4 separate regions of the Mus musculus genome follow, and all the other regions are linked to region 3. A link is a loop called in an ENCODE intact Hi-C map of the cell type or tissue named here. Cell type or tissue: heart. All regions are shown on one strand. Each heading gives the region's core, and the rest is flanking DNA. Links, peaks and the distances in the headings are about the cores only. Region 1 has its middle 8.0 kb from the start of Melk. Region 2 overlaps Rnf38 (ring finger protein 38). Region 3 overlaps Gne (glucosamine (UDP-N-acetyl)-2-epimerase/N-acetylmannosamine kinase). Region 4 has its middle 47 kb from the start of Gne.

Region 1 (5,462 bases), core at 227-5,226, 230 kb after region 3:
CTCTAGCTCTTCCCTGTTTCTTTTTCTTTTCTTTTCTTTTCTTTTTTTTTTTTTTTTTTTTTTTTTTTTTGGTTTTTCGAGACAGGGTTTCTCTGTATAGCCCTGGCTGTCCTGGAGCTCACTTTGTAGACCAGGCTGGCCTCGAACTCAGAAATCTGCCTGCCTCTGCCTCCCGAGTGCTGGGATTAAAGGCGTGTGCCACCATGCCCAGCACCTGTTTCTTTTTAAGATGGGTTTCAATATATAGCCCAGACTGGCTTTAAGTCATGATCTTTCTGCTTCTGCCACCTGAGTGTTAAGGGACAGGTATGATTTACTACATAAGCTAAATCACATTTCTAAAAAGTTGTGGGAAACTAGGTGCTGCTTTTAATCCCAGTTACTCAAGAGGCAGAGTCAGGTCAGGTTCATTCTCTAAGAGTTCAGGGCCAGTCAGGTCTACATATCAAGTTCCAGGCCAGCAGAGGCTACATAGCAAGATCATGTTGTTGTTGTTGTTGTTGTTGTTGTTGTTGTTGTAATGAGGAGGGGAATGGATACCACAGCAGGAGAACACTTAGTGGAGTCAGCTCTGTCCTTTTACCTTGACCTGCGTTCCAGGGATTGGATTCAGGAAACAGGTCTTTGTGGGGCAAACATCTTTTTGCCAGATCATCTCACAGGCTCTAATCATAGCTTTGGAAGGACTTTTGTTCACGATTTCGTTCCTGGACTTAGGGGTCTAGGCTGGTTCCATTTTGACTAGAACTCAGACACTGGGTTTTGAAGAAACCCACAAATGACAGTGAGTATATATATATATATATATATATATATATATATATATATATATATATATGTATAATCCTGGCATCCCGTGGGCGAGACAGAGTCGCAGTAGTCCAGGCTGGCTTTAAATTCTGTCTTTGTGAGGAGGACATTAAATCCTGATCTTTCTGTCTCCAAAGACTTTTAAAGTTTAACTGGGGATTATTCAAATGTTGGGGGTATAACACAATGTTAAACACATGTGTGGTGGTTTGAATATGCTTGGCCCATGGGAAGTGGCACTATTAGGAGGTGTGGCCTTGTTAGAGGAATTGTATCACTGTGGGGGTGGGCTTTGAGATCTCAGTGCTCATGGTCTGCCTAGTGTGGAAGAGACCCTCTTTCTGCCTGCCTGAAGGAGACAGTCCCCCTCCTGGCTGCCTTTGGATCAAAATATAGAACTCCTGGATGGCTCTTCCAGTAGCATGTCTGCCTGCAGGCTGCTGTGCTTTCCATCATGGCGATCGTGGACTGAACCTCTGAAGCTGTAAGGGGGCCCCAGTTAAATGTTTACCTTTACAAGAGTTGCCTTGGTCCTGGTGTCTCTTCAGAGCAATGAAATCCCAACTAAGACAATGTATGTTAATTACACATACATATATTATATGTTAATGTATATTATAGGTGTATAATATAAGTAATTATATATTATACATATTCTCTCTCTCTACATATATGTGTATATGTTCATGTATACCTTTTGTTTTCTTTCTTTCTTCCCATGGCTGAGAGCTTCACAATTGCTAGGCCAACACTGTCACTGAGTCATACCCACCACCCAATCCTGCATGCGTCACCCCTTCACCTCCTAAGCTGAGAACAGAATACAGGGCCTTGTGTTTTGCAGGCAAGCACTTCACTGCTGAGATAAATCCCCAACCCCCATGTATGTATCCTTTAAAAACATTTTCTTTCAAAGTTAAGCCCTATATGATCATGAGCCTATCCCAAATTGAAAGGTTGGAGGGATTGTGCAGGCACAGTGAAGAAAGTACTTGCTTATGTAAATGTGAGTACCTCAGTTTAAATTCCAAGAATCCATGTCAATCCAGGTGCAGTATTAAATATCTGTAATCCCAGCATTCCCACAGAGAGATGAGAGGCAGAGACCAGAGATAACTTGGATGCTCTTGAGCCTGGTAGTTTGTTATAGGCAGTGGTGAATAGCAAACTCTGTGAGGGGCTAGACTCAGTAGCTAGACACTGGCTGCTCTTTCAGGAAACCAGTTTCTATGCCTAGCACCCACATGCTATCTCAATACCATCTGTAATTCCAGTTCCAGGGGATGTGACAACCTCTCCTCGCCTACTCTGGTACCAGGCATGAACATTGTACACAGATACAGTCATATGTGCAGTCAAAGCGCACATGTGTGCATGTATACACACACACACACACACACACACACACACACACACACACGAAAGAGAGAGAGACTCTTTCTTCAAAACAAGGTGGAAAGCAAGAACCTATACTTACATTTGTCCTGTGACCTGCTCATGTGTGCTGTGCTCTGTGTGTGTGTGTGTGTGTGTGTGTGTGTATGTGTATGTGTGTGTGTGTGTGTGTGTGTGTATGTGTGAGAGTTCATATCTGGATCCAGAGCATTTGACTCAATGGCCTCACTTATGAGAGGCACGTGTTCTTTCGCCGAGCTCAGGTTTGGCCTTCTTTTTGCATGACAAGGATGCTTCATGGATGGTGCTGTGTGTGGTGTATGAGCCCATCAGGAGTTACATCATGATGGCCCTCTTTCTGTCCGTACCACTTTTAAGGTAGTATAATGGAATCGGTGGTTAGAGTATACTGCCACCAAGTGGTAACAGTTGGGTATGGGCACAAAAGGATATCCTGGGAAGGATCTGAGATCCTGGGAAGATTTTCCTACAGTGGATCATAAATTGCCACGATCCCCCAGACACGCTGAGGTGCTGGATATGGAATCTGGGCCTTGTATAAACTAGGAGAGGTATCTACCCCTGAGCTGTATCCCTAAGCTATCCAGTCTATATCACTACTTAAATGGGTAGATAGATAGATAGATAGAGAGAGTCTCACTCTGCAGCTGTGGTTGACTTAAAACTTGTGGGGCAAAACAGTCTGACTGCAAACTCGTGGCAATCCTCCTGCCTCAGCCTTCAAAAAGCTTGGATTGGATTATAGTTATGTGCTACCATACCTGGCACTACAATGTTTCTTTAACATGACATTTACAAGCATTAAAAAAAAAAGGGGGGGGGTCTTGTGTATCCTAGACTGGGTGTTAATTTACTATGAAGCGCAAAGATGACCTTGAACTTCTTTTTTTTTTCTTTTCGAGACAGGGTTTCTCTGTGTAGCCCTGGCTGTCCTGGAACTCACTTTGTAGACCAGGCTGGCCTTGAACTCAGAAATCCATCTGCCTCTGCCTCCGGAGTGCTGGGATTAAAGGTGTGCGCCACCACGCCCGGCTGACCTTGAACTTCTTATCCTCCTGTTTCCAAATCCAGAGTGCTGGGATTATAGGTAAGCCATCAGACCCAGGTTTCTGCAGTCTTTGGGATAGAAGCTGGGATTCATGCATGCTAGGCAAGAACTCTTCCAGCTTAGCTGCTCGAGAGTCTAACAAGCTACCTTTTAGAGTAAACCAATACTGTGACTCCACGGCACATTATAATAGCCAGAAGGCATTGAGCCCAAGACCCTCATACAGCATCCAGGATTACTAAAGCCAGGTATGTCAGTACATGCCTATAATCCTCTCAAGTAGGAGGTAGCTGCAAGTATGGGCCCAGTCTGGGCTAAATAGTGAGGCCAGCCAGCGCTGTATAACAGTGTGTGATAGATAGCAAGGGCCAGCCAGAGCTCCACAGCAAGATCCGGTTTTTTTTTTTTTTTTTTTTTTTTTTTTTTTTTTTTTTTAAAGATTTATTTATTTATTATATGTAAGTACACTGTAGTTGTCTTCAGACACTCCAGAAGAGGGCATCAGATCTTGTTACAGATGGTTGTGAGCCACCATGTGGTTGCTGGGATTTGAACTCTGGACCTTCGGAAGAGCAGTCGGGTGCTCTTACCCACTGAGCCATCTCACCAGCCCAAGATCCGGTTTTTTAAAAAACAAAACTGGGGCTGGAGAGATGGCTCAGTGGTTAAGAGCACTGGCTGTTCTTCCATAGGTCACAGGAGTGAGGGGTCACCTAGGGAGCATGTGTGGTGAGGGGTCACCTAGAGAGCATGTGTGGTGAGGGGTCACTTATGAAGCAACAGCACCACGGACAGGAACACCCCAACATGGAGGGTGACTTCCCTGTAGCTGCGTAGATTGTCTCCTCTCTCCAGTTTAACACCCATAATCAATGTGCTCTACCTCCAGTTCTTGTACAATAGGGGTACAGTGACATGCAGAGGGCTTAGAGGCAGACGGGGAACAGGTAGGAGCTCAGGTGAGAATCCATTAACCCTCCCCAATCTCTCCTTCGATGAAGAAATAACAGTGGTCAGAAAGCCTGATGTCTTGCAAGTAACAATTGTGATAAGGATAATGGACTATGCTCAGATGTTTGGGAGAACATATTGTGAACCATTTAATGTAGAATATATATAAAGAATTCAGGCTGGGCTTGGTGGCTCATGCCTTTAATCCCAGCACTTGGGAGGCAGAGGCAGGCAAATTTCTGAGTTCGAAGCCAGCCTGGTCTACAGAGTGAGTTCCAGGACAGCCAGGGCTACATGGAGAAACCCTGTCTTGAAAAAAACAAACAAAACAAATTTAGTACATTTTCTCTAGATTAGGACATTCACTCATATCTCATAGTTCACTAGTTCACCATCCAAAATCAGAAAATTTCACCAATCCCTGAAGTTGCTTCAAAATCAAATCCCTGAATGTTTTCTTTTTGCAATAGGATCTTGTTACATAGCCAAGCATGGCCTCTGACCTTGGCCTCCTGCATGCTGGGACTATAGACAGGTACCACCGCACTCAGCTTTGCTCTGAGCATTTATTATTTCATTCACTAATTTATCACAAGCACACATACACACACAGAGTAATGCAATAAAAATTTAACATATAAATGCCATAACATTGTAACAATGAAATATTCTTTAAAAGCGATTAACAAATATTTATGGGATGAGTTGGAGGCTGCCCAGATAACAAATATTTCTCCCTTTTGTTTTGTTTTTGTTTTCTGAGACAGGGTTTCTCTGTGTCGTCCTGGCCTTCCTGGAACTCACTCTGTAGACCTCTTGTAGCTGGCCTTGAACTCAAAGTTCCAGCTGCCTCTGCCTCCAGAATGCTCGGATTAAAGGCACATGACGTTACCACCCAGTTTGTAAATATTTGTAATTTGCTTATCAATTATTAAGTGTGTGTGTGTGTGTGTGTGTGTGTGTGTGCATGCCCTCATGAGTGTCAATTTATGGGAATGATTTCTGTCTTTCTATCATTTGGATTCTAGGTTTTGTATTGTTTTATCTTATGCGCATTGGTGTTTTTCCTACTTGTATGTCTTTACATGAAGGTTTCAGATCTTGGAGTTATATACAGTTGTGAGCTGCCATGTGGGTGCCGAGAGTTGAACCTGGGTCCTCTGGAAGAACAGTCAGTACTCTTAACCATTGAGCCATCTCTCCAGTCCCCATGTGGATTCTGCTTGTATTGAATTCA
Region 2 (5,462 bases), core at 153-5,152, 100 kb after region 3:
AATCTGCTCACAATTAAACAGGCTAATAAAACTTGGAGTGCTGGAGAGATGGCTCAGGATAATTTGCTTGGCTCACAAGCATGAGGACTTGAGGTCCAATCCCCAGAATCCATATAAAGTCAGGAAGAATAGTAATGCATCCCAGTGCTCCTGTGGTAAACTGAGCAACAGACAGGAGACTCCATGAAATTCACCAGCCAGTTAGCCTGGTGTATACAGCAGTGGGCAAGAGCGCCTGTCTCAAGACAGTAGGTATGAATGAATACCTAAGGCTGTCCTCTGACCTCTCAGCACTATCTGTGTGTGCCATTTTTGAGAAGCCACTAGACACTAATTGGGGTAAACATGGGGGTGCTAAGTAAAACTTATTCCCATTCTTGATTTAAGACAAACTAAGTAGATCTATGTCTTTTGGGAATCACTCAAAACCAAGGTTGGTAAAAAACAACTAAAGACTACTTGCTCCCTCTCCTTTTCCCAGTCCAGAGTTCCATAGCACAATGGTAAGACACAACTAAGACACAACTAAGTAGTATAGTATAGACAGACAAACTGGGAGGAAATGAGAATGTGTACATCACCCCTGTACTTCATTTGTTTAAATTTCTCTTTCATTTACTACAAAGAATTCAATCATTTTGTTCCTTTAGCCAATGTCATAATAGGTATTTAATATCTTCTGATAGATGGGATAGAACCAGAACTGTATGTACAAATTAATACTGCAATGCTTATGTTCCCTGCAGAGAAAACTGAAAGCAATCTATGAAATGAAGCAGTTATATTCATATATGCACCTAACTGAAAAACAAGCAGAAAATTTGTAAACAGCACCAGAGACACCATGCAACAATCAAGACTAATCAAGAACTACCTACCTTTCCAGTAAGAGAGATTACAAAACAGTGCTCCAAACTAATGGCAGCACAAAATACAAAACAGATAGAACTAAAGATAAACATCTTGACTAACAGTCTTTCTACACTGCTCAAGGATCTAACCATTTTGGAGATTTTTATTTTAAAGGCTTCTCACCCACATTAAGCTAAATAAAAATATAATCACAGTGCCTGGCAGTGTTAACTAAGACTTATCCAATGCTGGGGCAAAGAGAGACAATAGATCTATCTAATGCTTACAGACTCCCTTAGTAGATTTGTTCCAATCTTTGTCAAAAATCAGACTGCTCTAGTAAAGAAAAGAATTTATACATACGTAGATTAATATTTACCAACTTAGTTAAGGATAAGGCCCGATGAAATGGCTCAGCAGGTGAAGGTGCTTGCAGCAAAGCTGGAGACTTATCAACCTCCAGAACACATGAGGCAGAGGCACCCAACCAAATAGGGCAAGTTGTCCAAACATATTTATTGTTAAAAACATTTTTAAAAGAATCAAGATGGGCATAAACTTTAACAAGCGTAGAAACACAGCCAACTACCTTTTGGAATGTAATACACCACTGGTGGAAGGATCAGAGGGTTTAAATACAATTCTTTCTTAACTTACAGAGAATGTGAGGCCAAGATCTCTTAGAGCAGAACCTAATACTATCCTTTGAGTCCTCCAGAGCTTGTAGAAAAAGTAGTACTTACTCCTACATAAAACTAAAGAATTGACTTTAAAGTAGAACCTTATAATCAACAGGCTTAGGATAAGCAGGTTTTCTAAAGGCAAAATACATATATACTAGTATGTTTCTAAAGTAAAAGGAACTATCTCAAGAGGACAATTCCCACTCAAAATTGTCATCTTTGAGTGTTACTTATTTCCGCAAGAAACCCAACACGTTTGATCTTGTCATTTTTCAAGTAAGTTGGATTTCGCCATTAGACAGTGTGTTCCCCAAAATGAACCACAAGTTTATTTTTCGACTATGATTCAAATGTAATTGGAATTCCTTAAATCCTGGTTACAAAGTTGCATGCTAGTTAAAGAAACTTCGTTAAGTAAATGTTACTACAATAGTATCTGCAAAACAGGCAGTATTCGGCAGACTTAAGAATTCCAAGAGTCATGTATGAGCGCTGAATACATTTCAATATCCACCTCGTATAAGGAAAGAAATCGCTATCCAACGATTATATTTAAGTATTCAACTCTATGGTAAAAGAATTAGCACGTTCAACTTTTACTGAATGGCCTCTAACACAAAAGCGTTGTCCTCGTTGGATCATATATAGGGGAAAAAAAACCAACAACTTAGTTCTCGTTGGCTTTCGGTAACCCGAAAAACTCCTGTTTCAAAAACCAACCTCTCTCATTCTTCAGCCCTGAAAGGAAGAACTTCCATCCACTGAGAACAAAACGGAGCCCGTCCAGAAACCCGCGGAGGTAGAAGGCCGCGAGAGAGGACCCCTCCAACCGGGTTCTGAGTTCTCCCAAGTGACATCATCACTTCACCTGCGTCTCGTCCAGGCAGGGGCGGGCCGGCTCCCCGCCGCCGCGGGAACAAAGAGCGCCAGGCTGCCGGGAAACGTCCGCCGAGCGCGGCCCGCCGGCTCCCAACCTCCCGCGGCCAGTACCGCCCTCGCGCGGGAGCCAACGGCCGTCGCCGCCAGTACCTGCGAGGGGAGGCTCCGCCCTGCGGGGCTGCTCCCACCGCTCCCGGCCGGGCCGCCGCCTCCTATTGTGACTGCTCGCCCCGCCGGCGGCCAGCTCGCCAGGGCCGCCGTCCCCGATCGTCCTTGCCCTCGGAACCCGGGTTCCGACTGAGGCGCTGTCACGGCGCTTCCTTCCTCTTGGCACCATCACACGCGCCTCTCCAGAAACCCACGGCTCCACGCCCTGCGCCGAAGGAGCCGACTAGCGCCTGGGAAGCCCCATCTTTTCTGCCCGCCGTCCCAACCGCCCCGGCCTCCGGAGGCACGCCCGCCAGCCGCACGAGGGGCCCCGCCCCAGCCCACCCCACTGCACCCCTTGTCAGCGCTCGCGGACCCGCGCGGGCCGCGCCGGCGCAGTGAATTGCGCTGCGCGCGCAGGCGATACCCCAAGCGCTACGCTTCGAACCGCAGAACTCGACAGCCTCCCACCTCGGAGTTCCGGACGCCCGCCCCTCCCCTCCCCTCCCCTCCCCTCCCCTCCCCTCCCCTCCCCTCCCCTCCCCTCCCCTCCCCTCCCCTCCCCTCCCCTCCCCTCCCCTCCCCTCCCCTCCCCTCCCCTCCCCTTGCCCGCACAAACCTAGCCAGCCAAGCGCAGGATCGCCGGGTAGCTCCGCCTCTTCCCCCGCGCCGAGCCCCCTTTGTTTCCACCCGCGGGGGCGGGGCCGCGCACGTCCAGGCCGCTCGGGCCAGTTCCGGCAACAGAGCCGGTGCGCAGCGCCCCTGCGCAGCCCCGCCCAAGCTCACTCGCTCGGCTTGCTCGGGCGGCGAAGGTGGGGAGGTGGGGCAGCGTCTCCCAACGCAGGGAGTGCCTAGCCCGGCGGCAGCTCTCGCTCCCGCCAGCAACTCTAAAAGTCAGCAGTAGAGCAGTAAACCTCACAATATAGTATGTATTTACATGACCTAAGATGCAGGAACTTTTACTGATGTAGACACGTGGTTTCAAAACAAAACAAGCAGGCTTGTATCTAACTTGTCCAACCCTCAGGACGACGGTGACAGATTCTGTGACTTTGCTGAGATAGGAAGTTAAGTTCGAATACTAAATGAAGCCTCAGCTCACTATTGGGGTGAAGATCCAATAGAGAACATAAACCCTATATTGGCTCAGTAAATACAAGGAAAAGAATTGTTCAATACCATTGGAAATTATGGAAAAGTAGGCTTTTTAAGTAGAAATTAGAAGTTTCTTTAAAAGTTTATTAAAAGTTAAAGGATCGGTGAACAGAAAACTCAGACTGAGCTGGGCATGGCGGGCTCAAACCCTGGGAAAGCTGAGAAAGAGGACGAATAGGAGCTTTAGGTCCGCCTGGTCTACTGTATCAAAATCCGGTCTAAAACCTAGAGTCGAAGAAAGAAGGTGGGTGTAGGAGGAGGCTAAGAATAAACAGGAGGGGGTGGGGTAAAAGGGCAGAAAAGGGAAAGCAATCAAACCTCTAGAGGGCTTAACCCTTCCCTTCTTCCTTCTCTGAGTCTCAGTGGCCTCGGGTAAGAAAATCAACACTAAAATGTTTCAGGATCTTCTTGGATCATATACATTGTTTAGGAACAACACCATATGATAATTATGTACATCTGTCAACCAGTACCAGAGCACCACTGCTCTATTGTGACTAACTCCAAGGCTCACTATTTCAGGTGCTTAGCAACTGTTGAAGCAAAGTTCTAGCAATTCTTGCATAATTCTAATACAAAGGGAAGCTGGAAAGAGAAGTATTCCCTCACCCCAGTTCTTCACCCCCATTATGTTTCCTTCTCTTTTCTTTGCCTCCCCACCCCAACTCACTCTTAGACCAGGCTGGCCTTGAACTCACAGAGATCCATTTGCCCCTTTCTCTAGTGTGCTGGGATTAAAGGCATGTACCATTACACCCAACTTCTAAATGCTTTCTTAGCCCACAAGTCTGATACAGATAAAAACACAGTGACGGGGCATGCTTTTCATAAGACAACTGACAATCTAATGTGGTGGGGCAGAAATTATGTCTTAGTTGTTCAACAGTAGTTTCAGCTAAAGCTTTGCTTGCTGTCTTTTTCCACAATGGCAGAAAGCCCTGTTGAAGAGTTTTAAGCGCGCGCACACACACACGCGCGCGCACACACACACACACACACACACACACACACACACACTTTCTGTAATGAGAATTTTCTACATCTGCACAGCCCAGAAGGTATCAGAGCTATACCATGGATACCAGAAAGTATCCATGTGGTATAGCACTGGAAATGTATGTAATTAGTACATACTAGTGAACTAACATTTTTAAAGCTGCATATCCAGCACCTGAAAGAAAAGTTGCTGTGGCAAGAGCTTTTTGAGGACTTCAAGGCTGTCCTTTAGAAGTGGTTTTCTTGTCAGGTGAAAACTGTGACTGTCTTCTTGAAGTCCTTTATCAGATCACTGCCTATGAAATGGGGACGTGTGGAAGTGGACTTCAAATGTATCTGGTAGTTGTAACTGAGCTCAGCCCAGGGGCCCTACCCTTCTAATACAAAGGAGGAAGAGCAGTCATCACAAACCTCCACTAAAGTAGACACCCAGCACCTCACAGGAACCATAAAGAAGCTCAGATCTGACCGCAATGAAAATTCACAGCACTCCAATTCTGTATCCGGTTTCATTTTCTCAAGGATTTGGCTCTAACTATTCTCCTCCTTATGCCATCAAGTTTTTCTATCTTTATTGGGACATTACAAACACACCGTTAATTTTCTCCACCTTGAAGTTTTTAAGTATAGCTACAGGTTTGGTGTTCATCTGTTGTTATCTAAGTTACGTGAAACTCAGCGCTGGAACACACGTCTAACATGTTAAGGCCTTGAGCTGGATCTCCAATACCTGCCTATCTACTTCTTTAC
Region 3 (5,462 bases), core at 265-5,264:
CAGTACAATTGACCCCTTGTCAACTTGACACACAAACACATCACTAGTAAGCCTCAACCCTTACATTCTTATTCATCCCCAAGATCTAAACAACTTTAAAAGTCCCACAGTCTTTACATATTCTTAAATTTTCAATCTCTTTAAAATATCCATCTCTTTTAAAATCCAAAGTCTTTTTACAATTAAAAGTCTCTTAACTGTGGGCTCCACTAAAACAGTTTCTTCCTTCAAGAGGGAAAATATCAGGGCACAGCCACAATCAAAAGCAAAAGTCAATCTCCAACCGTCCAATGTCTGGGATCCAACTTACGATCTTCTGGGCTCCTCCAAGGGCTTGGGTCACTTCTCCAGCCATGCCCTTTGTAGCACACGAGTCATCCTCTAGGCTCCAGATGCCTGTACTCCACTGCTGCTGCTGCTCTTGGTGGTCATCTCATGGTACTGGCATCTCCAAAACACTGCATGACCCCTTCAGTCCTGGGCCATTAATTGCAACTGAGGCTGGACTTTCACCAATGGCCTTCCATGGCCTCTCACAGTGCCAAGCCTCAGCTGCTCTACTCAACTCCTTCATGCCTTCAAACCAGTACCACCTGGGTGACCCTTACACATTACCAAGTCCAGCCACAGCACAAGGTACAACTTTGGCTATATCTGGAACACAGCCACTGTGCTCTCAGAAAACACTTCCCAGAAGATGTCACCTCAATGATGCTGGTCTCTTCTTAATCACCGCTAATTTCTTAGCTCCAGCTAACCAGCATCAATAGTCCCAGTAATGCAAAGTTTTTGCTTTGGTAGTTCTGGTATCTTGTTAATCACAGCTGATTCTTCAGCCCCAGCTAACCAGAACTACAGAATCTTCACAATCAAAACAGCAATGGCCCTGAAAAGAGTCTTTAATTTTCCCTCTGAAATTTCACAAGCCAGGCCTCCATCTTCTACACTGTTCTCAACATTATCTTCCAAGCTCCTACACAACATCCCACAGAGCTCTTAACAACGAATGGATCTTCAAGACCAAAGTTCCAAAGTCCTTCCACAGACCTCCCCAAAACATGGTCAGGTTGTCACAGGAATACCCCACTCTGCTGGTACCAATTTGTCTTAGTCAGGGTTTCTATTCCTGCACAAACATCATGACCAAGAAGCAAGTTGGGGAGGAAAGGGTTTATTCGGCTTACACTTCCATGCTGCTGTTCATCACCAAAGGAAGTCAGGACTGGAACTCAAGCAGGTCAGGGAGCAGGAGCTGATGCAGAGGCCATGGAGGGATGTTCTTTACTGGCTTGCTTCCCCTGGCTTGCTCAGCCTGCTCTCTTATAGAACCAAGACTACCAGCCCAGAGATCGTCCCACCCACAAGGGGCCTTTCCCCCTTGATCACTAATTGAGAAAATGCCTTAGAGTTGGATCTCAAGGAGGCATTTCCTCAACTGAAGCTCCTTTCTCTGTGATAACCCCAGCTGTGTCAAGTTGACACAAAACTAGCCCAGTACACTGTGTATAAATTAATTAATTTATTTATTAGACAAAAATGAGCTAGGCATGGTGACACATGTCTGTAATTTCAGAACAAGGTTATTCTTGGCTACATACAGAGTTTGATGCCTGTCTGGGCTAAAAGAAACCGTCTCACAAATTGAAACAAAAATCTCCCTAAAACAAAAACTATAAAAAATAAAATAAAATCTGTAAAATGTATTCTCATAGTTTAAACCTGAGAAGGTACAAGAAGGTTATGTGAAGTCCCTCACAGTCTTGTCTGCACGTTACTCAGCTCCTCACGTTAGAAGGTACCCAAGCACGCACGCACGCACTTCCCCTTAGTACTAGCTGGGTTTCCTACTCAACAGTCTCACCAGCAAATATTACCTTTCGACCTCAGGGGCTGTGGCTGCTTCCACTTCCTGGAGCGCCTCCTTCCTGCCAGCCTTCCTGCCCAAGCTTTGTCACACAAAACCTACTGAGACTTTCACCTCCAGCTCGCACTACGTCCTACCAATCAAGTGCACTGTCTTAGGAAGCCAGAATTCATTTCAAGTGAAAAAGAAGACTATCCACGGGAGGTCCCATAAGCTTGCTCCCTGCTCCTCACTGTCCTCTCACAGCAGGCTGACACGTGGAGACTGGAGACAGGCGGAGGTCTGCTTACTGTTCTCCATGTGCGGCCATGCGGCTCCAGCAGTCTTTGGAGGCTGCAAGGCCATTTCACACCACAAGGGTGCGCTAGATGCACACCGAGGGCAGAGCCAAGGCTCCTTTCTGGTTTCTCCATGCAGGGCTCTCTCAGAATACCTTTCAGTTTTCAAATATACCCTGCATATGGTGCAAACCTTAATGTCACACACATAATACCAATGATCTTGGTAACAGGACATTTTAATTTGCCTCAAAATAGGTTAGATTTTTGTATATCTTGTTTCATTTATACTACTTTACATGCAATTAACCTGTAAACCAGTGTTGGTTTCTGTTGTTGTTTGTTTGTTTGTTTGGAGACAGGGTCTTACTGTGCAGCTCTTTACTAGACTAAAACTCACTAAGTAGTTTGGGCAGGCCTCAAACTCAAAGCAATCCTCCTGCCTCTGCTTCTCAAGTAGACATGCACCACTACGCTCATTGCCCTCAAAACTCACAGGACACATTGGGGTGAAGGAAAGCATGCCAGCGGTAAAGCATGTGTTTAGCATGCTTGAGGCTCTGGGCTCAAACCCCAACCCCAAAATTATGCCTTGAAGCCATGTTATTATAGTCCAACTTTTATATACACACACACACACACACACACACACACACACATATTTATGGTATTTCTTCTGAGTGCAGTAATGTTTCCAGCTGTTGGTTATCAAGTATCTACTAAACAGCATCACTGTGACAGGCTTCACTGCCATGTTGGTTTCACCCAATTTTGTAACTGAAGACGCCAACTCTGGGATGCTTCCCAAGTTCTCCGAGGTACACAGAGACTAGGGAGGAACTACCTGACAGGAGGTCCACAAGCCTACCAGACCCAAGCTCCCCAGGGCACACCGTCGGGGGTGGGAGTGGGGGGGGAAGCAAGGAAGCACTCAGCTCACCCATAGTCGTCAATCAGGTGGGAGCCGAGCACCACCACGTCCAACTCAAAGAACGCGGGCTCTGTCTTGATGCCGAACATGATCGGGGCCAGTTTGGAGTAGTCAGCTCGGTTGCAGGTGGCAACGCAAACCCGGAGCTTTCGGTTGTTCCCGTTCTTCTCCATGACTTGCTTCTTTTTACTTGAGAGTTTCTTAAAATAGAGTTCCTAATGATACAAAAAGTAAGTTCTTGTTTGTAACTGGAATTACCACTAGGTAGGAAAGCGGCGTTTTCAGTTGCTTGGCTTGTAACCTTTGCTCCCCTGTGCCGCTCGGCATAACACTCTTGTTGGTGTGTGATGATGAAATTCCAGCAGGCTGACCTAGCTCCACCCCTTTCTCTCACTGGCACACCAAAACACAATGTTCTTTCAAAGGATAAATAAATATCAGCTCTTTGATTATTAGCTTAAAACTGTGTGCTAGAAATTTAAAAAAAATACTTAGTATACTCACAAGTGAGCCCAACAAAGTTGACTGTTAGAAAGCCTGGGTAGATGCCTCCCAAGTGCTGGGATTAAAGGCGTGCCCCACCACTGCCTCCCGCCCAACCCCCAAGTTCACATCTTTAAAGAACATGTCTTTGCCCTCACACTTCCCAGTCCCTTGGGAAGATAAGGATGCTTAGGAGGAAAGTCGACCTCTAAGACCCCACCTGTACCAGCATGCTGGGCCTCGAGGTCGACTCCAAATGCCCACATATGGCTCTGCTAGGCATCCCCAAGCCACCTGAAAGCCAACTTCCCAACCTGATCTGATTTTCTGCTGCAAACCTGTTTTTCCATTTGTTCTCTAACTCAGTTAGGGACCACTCATCCAAACGCCCTGATACCTTGCTGCTTCCATCCCTCACCAGTCCCCCTAAGCCCTGTTAATCACCCTTGAGCGCTCAGTCTGTCTCCTCCTCTGACCCCCACCAGCCTTTCCCTTAGAGCAGTCTCTCGTCTTGAGTCTGAGACCGTGGTCAGTGGTGGGTCTGCCTCTAGTGCTGCCTTCTCCCACAGACTTTTAAAGGAACGCTCCCAACTTCACAGATCTGATTGTCACACCAACCAGCATGCCTCACTAATGGGATAGAATCCAAACTGCTAACCTGGACCTCACCCAGTCTTTTAAACCACCTCTCTCTCTCTCTCTCCTACCTTTACCAACTGTCAAAGCTTCGGCATATGAGAAAGCCTGTGGACTCACTAGTGGCTCTATGCCATCCATAGATCTAAGCACCTCTGCCGAAAACTTCCTTCCCCTCTTGCCCAGACTCCTACTCAGGCTCCAAAAATCAGCCAAGTGTCACCTCTTCTGGAAAGGATTCACAGAAACCCCAGGTCCTTCTCACCCCATCCCTTACAGATGCCACCTTCCTCTTGGCACTGAGGCCCTACCACATACACAAAAACCCTTTAGTGTAACTCCTCTGCTCACCTATCTTCCTGTCCACCCTCGTGCCACACCCTTCATCCGCAAAGTCAAAAATTAGAACGAGAGATGCTTGCTTTATGGAATTTGTCTCTACTTGTCACATGTCATGTAATCCCAGGACTCAGAAGGCTGGGCAGAAGGCTCTGAAGCTCTTGAGTTGACAGCCAGTCTAGTGAGGCATGACATGAGGAAGGGGCAGAGAGGAGAGGAGAGGGGAGGGGAGGGGAGGGGAGGGGAGGGGAGGGGAGGGGAGGGGAGGGGAGGGGAGGGGAGGGGAGGGGAGAGACTTGTTCTATGGAACACTTTAAACTTCCCATTAGTGATGCTAAGTTTTTTCTCATGGACTCTGAGCTTAGTGCTTAGGTTTGAGGGAGTCCATCAATATTTGGAACTTGAATTAAGAATCCAGACAGCCTTGGTGAGACTGTGATAGGAGTCGTCCTGTCTTCTGAGGCTCACTAGAGAAGCCCTTCGGGAGACTTCTGCAGTGAGTGCCTCATCTAAAGCAACTGCTCCTGTCCTTCAGTGTGGAGCTCCCCGACCATGCAAACTCCCAGCATGAAGCGCAATACCAGTAAAGGCCGATTCTGCCCAATGAAAGGCTCCATTGCCAAATGAGTATCCTGCAAAGAGGCCAAAGCACTCCTCTCGCTTTAAAAACAAAACTATTCTTCCATATCAGCTGTCTTAAGTGCTCTTGCACAGAATCCTCCCTCCGCTGACCAACTGTGGGCTGACTGAACTGTTGGTGACGTTTAATTCACTGGGTGAGGCAAAGCAAATGATTGGCAGCTGGTCGGTTTCTATTTATTTTACACAACAATGAACTTTCTCTCTGCTGGTGGTTTGTGTTTGCCGGGTTATGCTGAACTGTTCTAACTAACCCAAGTAAGTCAGCGGTATAAACTATAAAAACACAAGT
Region 4 (5,462 bases), core at 374-5,373, 53 kb after region 3:
GCCCTAAAGGTAGAGGTGTGAGCAGGCTCAAGGGGACTCCCAGAGAGAAGCCGAGATCAGGAAGGGCTTTTCAGTCAGAAGGGCTGGCGTGGCTGGCGTGGCTGACTGGCAGAGGTCAGGAAAGGCTTTTGGGAAGAGGTGACCAGAGAGGTTGGGTTCTGAGAAGAAATCGATAAAGTGCCCCCAGCAGGCCAAGGCTGCTGAGTCACATCCAGGCCACAGGTGCTGTGAGGCTCAGCAGAACTGAAGCTGCGGCAGTGATAGAGGTTAGACACTTGGACAGGGAGAGGTCATCTGAGGTGATGGGACTTTGTCCTGTAGGAGGTAGGGAGACGGTAAGGACTTGTGTTTGGGTTGAAGGCAACCCTAGTCAGAACGGCTTCTCTTGGAGGCTGTGAAGGGCTTGGCTGTGAGAGTACAGAGACACTCAGGTATGGTGGCACACATTTTTAATCCAAGCACTTGGGAGGCAGCAGGAGTTATCTTTATTTTAGGTCAGCCTGCTCTACTTGAAGTTTTCTAGGCTAGCCCAGGCTACACAGTGAACCCTGTCTCAAGAGAAAAGTAGGGAAGTGGAATCTTGACAGCCTAGAAGTCAGTGGAAGTCTGTGGAAGAAGGGTACTCAAAGGCCCATCACCCGGGGTGATGACACATGCCTGCAACCCCAGCACTTTGCCGGATCATTGAGGCCAACCTGGGCTACATAGTAAGTTCCAGGCTAGCCTGGGCTAGGTAAGACCCTGTCTCAAAAACAAACAAACAAACAAACAAACAAACACACAAACAAACAAGGTGGAAGGCTAGTGAGATGGCTCAGCAGACAGATGGCCTGAGTTTGCTCCTTAGGGCCCAGCTCCTGTCAGTGCCCTCTTTTACCTACCTCAAGTGCGCGCGCGCGTGCGCGAGTACACACACACACACACGCGCACACATACATATGCAGAGTAAACAAAGGTTTAAAAAAAAAAATGAGCAGGCCTAGGAAGATGTTCATCTGCCTGGGGAGTGGAGTGTGAGGTAGGCTGGCAATGGAAGCATTCATATTCACACAGAGTGAGTTTCTACTTCAATCCTTTTCCTACCCTTTCAACCTCGTAGCGTGAGACAGGAGATAAAAAGAAGAGAGGGGAAAGGAAAGAGATTCCTGAATAAAGTCGGGTCAGAAAGAGGGTGACATTATCCTTAGACTACTTTCTGCTGATTAGGGGAATCAAGTTCCACAGGACGAGTTTGATTTTCACTGTCAGGATATCTAATTTCTTCGTGTTGTCTCTTCTTTACGCATGACTCCTTAACAAACCGCAACCAAGAGCAACCAACCAACAATCAACAACTTTAACATAGGTGTGGCTTTTTTTCTGGGAACATCAGGTCACACCATGTAACCCAAGCCGGCTTCAAACCTGTGATCTTCCTGCCTCTGCCTCCCAAATGTCAGTATTACAGGTGTACCCCACAACGTACCATTCCACTTAGACTTTTTTTTAAAATCCATTTCTACTTTTAATTAATATTTTCACTTTTACATTTTCTTTTTTTTCAAGTTCAAACTATTTCTTTTTAAAATATTTTTATTAGGTATTTTCCTCATTTACATTTCCAATGCTATCCCAAAAGTCCCCCATACCCTCCCCCCGACTCCCCTACCTACCCACTCCCACTTTTTGGCCCTGGCATTCCCCTGTACTGGGGCATATAAAGTTTGCAAGTCCAATGGGCCTTTCTTTCCAGTGATGGCCGACTAGGCCATCTTTTGATACATATGCAGCTAGAGTCAAGAGCTCCGGGGTCTCCTTGTACTAAGGTCAAATCTAAGTGGATTAAGGAACTCCACATAAAATCAGAGACACTGAAACTTATAGAGGAGAAAGTGGGGAAAAGCCTTGAAGATATGGGTACAGAGGAAATGTTCCTGAATAGAACAGCAATGGCTTGTGCTGTAAGATCGAGAATCGATAAATGGGACCTCATAAAGTTGCAAAGCTTCTGCAAGGCAAAAGACACCGTCAATAAGACAAAAAGACCACCAACAGATTGGGAAAGGATCTTTACCTATCCTAAATCAGATAGGGGACTAATATCCAATATATATAAAGAACTCAAGAAGGTGGACTCCAGAAAATCAAATAACCCCATTAAAAAATGGGGCTCAGGGCTGGTGAGATGGCTCAGTGGGTAAGAGCACCCGACTGCTCTTCCGAAGGTCCGAAGTTCAAATCCCAGCAACCACATGGTGGCTCACAACCACCCGTAATGAGATCTGATGCCCTCTGAAGACAGCTACAGTGTACTTACATATAATAAATAAATAAATAAATAAATCTTTAAAAAAAAATGGGGCTCAGAGCTGAACAAAGAATTCTCACCTGAGGAATACCGAATGGCAGAGAAGCACCTGAAAAAATGTTCAACATCCTTAATCATCAGGGAAATGCAAATCAAAACAACCCTGAGATTCCACCTCACACCAGTCAGAATGGCTAAGATCAAAAATTCAGGTGACAGCAGATGTTGGCGAGGATGTGGAGAAAGAGGAACACTCCTCCATTGTTGGTGGGATTGCAAGCTTGTACAACCACTCTGGAAATCAGTCTGGCGGTTCCTCAGAAAATTGGATATAGTACTACTGGAGGATCCGGAAATACCTCTCCTGGGCATATATCCAGAAGATGTTCCAACCGGTAAGAAGGACACATGCTCCACTATGTTCATAGCAGCTTTATTTATAATAGCCAGAAGCTGGAAAGAACCCAGATGCCCCTCAACAGAGGAATGGATACAGAAAATGTGGTACATTTACACAATGAAGTACTACTTAGCTATTAAAAATAATGAATTTATGAAATTCCTAGGCAAATGGATGGACCTGGAGGGCATCATCCTGAGTGAGGTAACCCAATCACAAAGGAACTCACACAATATGTACTCACTGATAAGTGGATATTAGCCCAGAAACTTAGGATACCCAAGATATAAGATACAATTTGCTAAACGCATGAAACTCAAGAACAAAGACTAACGTGTGGACACTTAGACTTTTAAAATCACACCAATCTGACCTGTGAACAGCTTATTCTCAGTACTTGGAAGTGTGTGATAGCGCCCCCTGGTGGAAAATTTATGAATTAGTATTTTTTCATTAGCCTGGTCATCTGTTCTCTTTTTTTCTTTTCTTTTCCTTCTCCATTTTCACATTAGTTTATTCAGATCTTTGTTGTTATTTATAGAATTTAAAAGAAACCCTTTAAAATAAAATATAGATATTTTAAATTGGTGAACATTAAAGGACATCAGGTGTATCACACCAATCCATTGTGACAATAGGTGACCGCTAGTGCTCAACTTCAGATGGGTTGTCCCTGAGCTCTCCCATAGGCTGGGGATGAGAGCTGTCAAGTCCTGTCTTCCAACCACGATGATGTAGCAGATGCTTACGAGCCTTGGCTTCTGCAGCAGGGCTGCATGGCATGGAGCTAGCCAGTCAGAATTTAACATGGGTTGAGAAACACTCATCCAAGGCCCGGCCTCTGACTGAGGAGGTCCTGACAGCTAACTGATGGCTGCTGAGGGAGGGAGGGTCACTATGCCCTGTGGATGTGGCCACAGGTAAGCTGTTCATGCCCGGGGATGGCCCCCATCCGTTCACACACAGTCAGCACTAACTGGACTAGGGTGAGGGGCTAATAGTAATATTTTTCTCCTATTGAAAATAGATTTTTTTCTCACATAACATATCCCGATCACTATTACAGCTCCCTCTACTCCTCCCAGTTTCCCCCCTGCCCCTCTCCCATCCAGATAAACCCCCCTCTTCTGCCTCTCATTAGAAAACAGGCATGCAAGAGTTAATAAAACAAAATGTAATGAGATAAAACAAAATCGAACACAACGGAAGTTGGCAAAACAAACAAACAAACGAGAATAAGGAAAAGAGCCCAAGGGAAGGCACAAGAAGCAGAGACGCTCGCCCCCCATTCAGGAATCCCATAAAACACTCACCTGGATTCCAGCCCTGTTTAGACTTTTGTTTGCCATCTACTCCTTTGGCTGTGATTTCTTCTTTTTGTTCTAGAGCTTTCTGTGCTGCTAATTTACTAGAACAAGATCTCCAGGGTTTGTTGTTCTGTGTAGACATTAGTTGCCTCTTAGAATCACCTTCATTGAGTCCCATGAGTTTGGTTTTTTTATTTTATTATAATTTAATTCTAGAACGTCCTTGATTTCTTTCTTTTGACCCGTCTTTCCACCGAACAGTGAGCTGCTCCATTTCTGTGGGTTTGCAAGCTTCCTGTTGTTGGTGAGATCCAGCTTTAGTGTGTGGTGGTCAGATAGGATGGAGGGTGGTATTTCAATTATCTTGTGTCTGTTGAAACTTGCTTTGTGTCCAAATATGTGGTCAATTTTAAAGGTTGTTCTATGATCTGCCGAGAAGGAGGTGCGTTCTTCTGTGTCTGGGTGGACTGTTCTCTAGAAGCCTGGTAGGTCCATTCGGTTTATAATGTCTGTCAGCTCCAGCATTTCTCTGTTCAGTTTTTGTCTGGATGACCTGTCTATTGGTGAGAGTGGGGCGCTGAAGTCTCCCACTATCAGTGTGTGAGGGTCAAGGTGTGATTTAAGCTGTACTAATGTTTCTTTAACGAACTTGGATGACCTTGTATTCGGTGCATAGAGATTAAGAACTGAAATGTCCTTGGTAAGTCTTTGCTTTGATAAGTTCTTCCCGATATCTTCTGATTAGCTTTGGCTTAAAGTCGATTTTGTCAGATATTAAAATGTCTGGGATAACTCTTCTATCCTTTTATTTTGAGGTGCTGTCTGCCTTTGATGTGAAGGTGTGTGTCCTGGATGCAGAAGGACGGACCGTCTTTCTGTGCCCATTCTCTTAGTCTGTGTCTTGTTATTGGGGTGTCGAGGCCATTGATGCTGAGAACCATCAGAGAGCAGTATTTGTTGATTCCCATTATTTTGTTGTGGTGATGTCCCCCACCCCTGATTTGGTGGTCTCTGATAATTCCTTGTGTTTCCTTGGGTGTGGTTACCCTCTTTAGGTTGGAGTTTTCCTTCCAGCACCTTCTGTGAGGCTGGATTTGTAGATGGACACTGCTGAAATTTGGTTTTTATCATGGAATGTCTCTTTTTTCCCCCCTCCATCTATTGTGATTCTAAGTTTTGTTGGGTGTAGCAGTCTGGGCTGGCATCTGTGGTCTCATAGTCTGTAGAGCATCTATTCAGACTCTTCTGGCTTTTAGTCTCTCCTGGGAAGTCAGGTGTTAATATGATAAACCTGACTTTTCCCCTTGCAGCCTTGAACATTCCCTTTCTTTTCTGTATATGCAGTGTTTTGATTATTATGTGCCAAGGGGATTTTCTTTTCTGGTCTAATCTAGTTGGTGTTCTGTATGCTTCCTGTTCCTCGACAGGCATCCCTATTCTAGTCCCTAAATTTCTCACTTGCAGATTT

The links. Hi-C counts contacts between places; a loop is a spot of excess contacts. Peaks named below come from ENCODE experiments on the same cell type or tissue, not always from the same donor. Only the 100,000 strongest peaks of a DNase experiment are listed, where the experiment ranks them.
Region 1: it touches region 3 in a loop (15-fold over the local background); 15 of 42 quality-filtered maps call a loop at or near these places.
Region 2: it touches region 3 in a loop (4-fold over the local background); 9 of 42 quality-filtered maps call a loop at or near these places.
Region 4: a loop joins it to region 3, with 10 times the contacts of the local background. A loop is called at or near these places in 32 of 42 quality-filtered maps.

The regions. Positions count from the first base shown.
Region 1 is chr4:44,290,180-44,295,641 of GRCm38, forward strand. No RefSeq gene overlaps it. Among named protein-coding and RNA genes, the nearest start is that of Melk, 8.0 kb to the right of the region's middle. In heart, for the core only: a CTCF peak has its summit at 2,626 (motif pointing left); no DNase peak of the experiment used is centred there.
Region 2 is chr4:44,165,063-44,170,524 of GRCm38, forward strand. All of the region lies in intron 2 of Rnf38 (ring finger protein 38), which reads right to left. Among named protein-coding and RNA genes, the nearest start is that of Mir5106, 53 kb to the right of the region's middle. In heart, for the core only: a CTCF peak has its summit at 2,545; DNase peaks (open chromatin) are centred at 2,949 and 3,339; H3K4me3 peaks cover 3,744 bases; H3K27ac peaks cover 2,250 bases.
Region 3 is chr4:44,063,673-44,069,134 of GRCm38, forward strand. Gne (glucosamine (UDP-N-acetyl)-2-epimerase/N-acetylmannosamine kinase) reads right to left here. Exons shown (of 12, transcript NM_001190414.2): 2 at 3,083-3,288. The coding sequence starts at 3,246. Among named protein-coding and RNA genes, the nearest start is that of Gne, 6.3 kb to the right of the region's middle. In heart, for the core only: no CTCF peak of the experiment used is centred there; a DNase peak (open chromatin) is centred at 2,209; H3K4me3 peaks cover 829 bases; H3K27ac peaks cover 1,839 bases.
Region 4 is chr4:44,116,506-44,121,967 of GRCm38, forward strand. It overlaps the pseudogene LOC115489981 and the pseudogene Ptma-ps2. Among named protein-coding and RNA genes, the nearest start is that of Gne, 47 kb to the left of the region's middle. In heart, for the core only: CTCF peaks have their summits at 3,115 (motif pointing left) and 3,316; no DNase peak of the experiment used is centred there.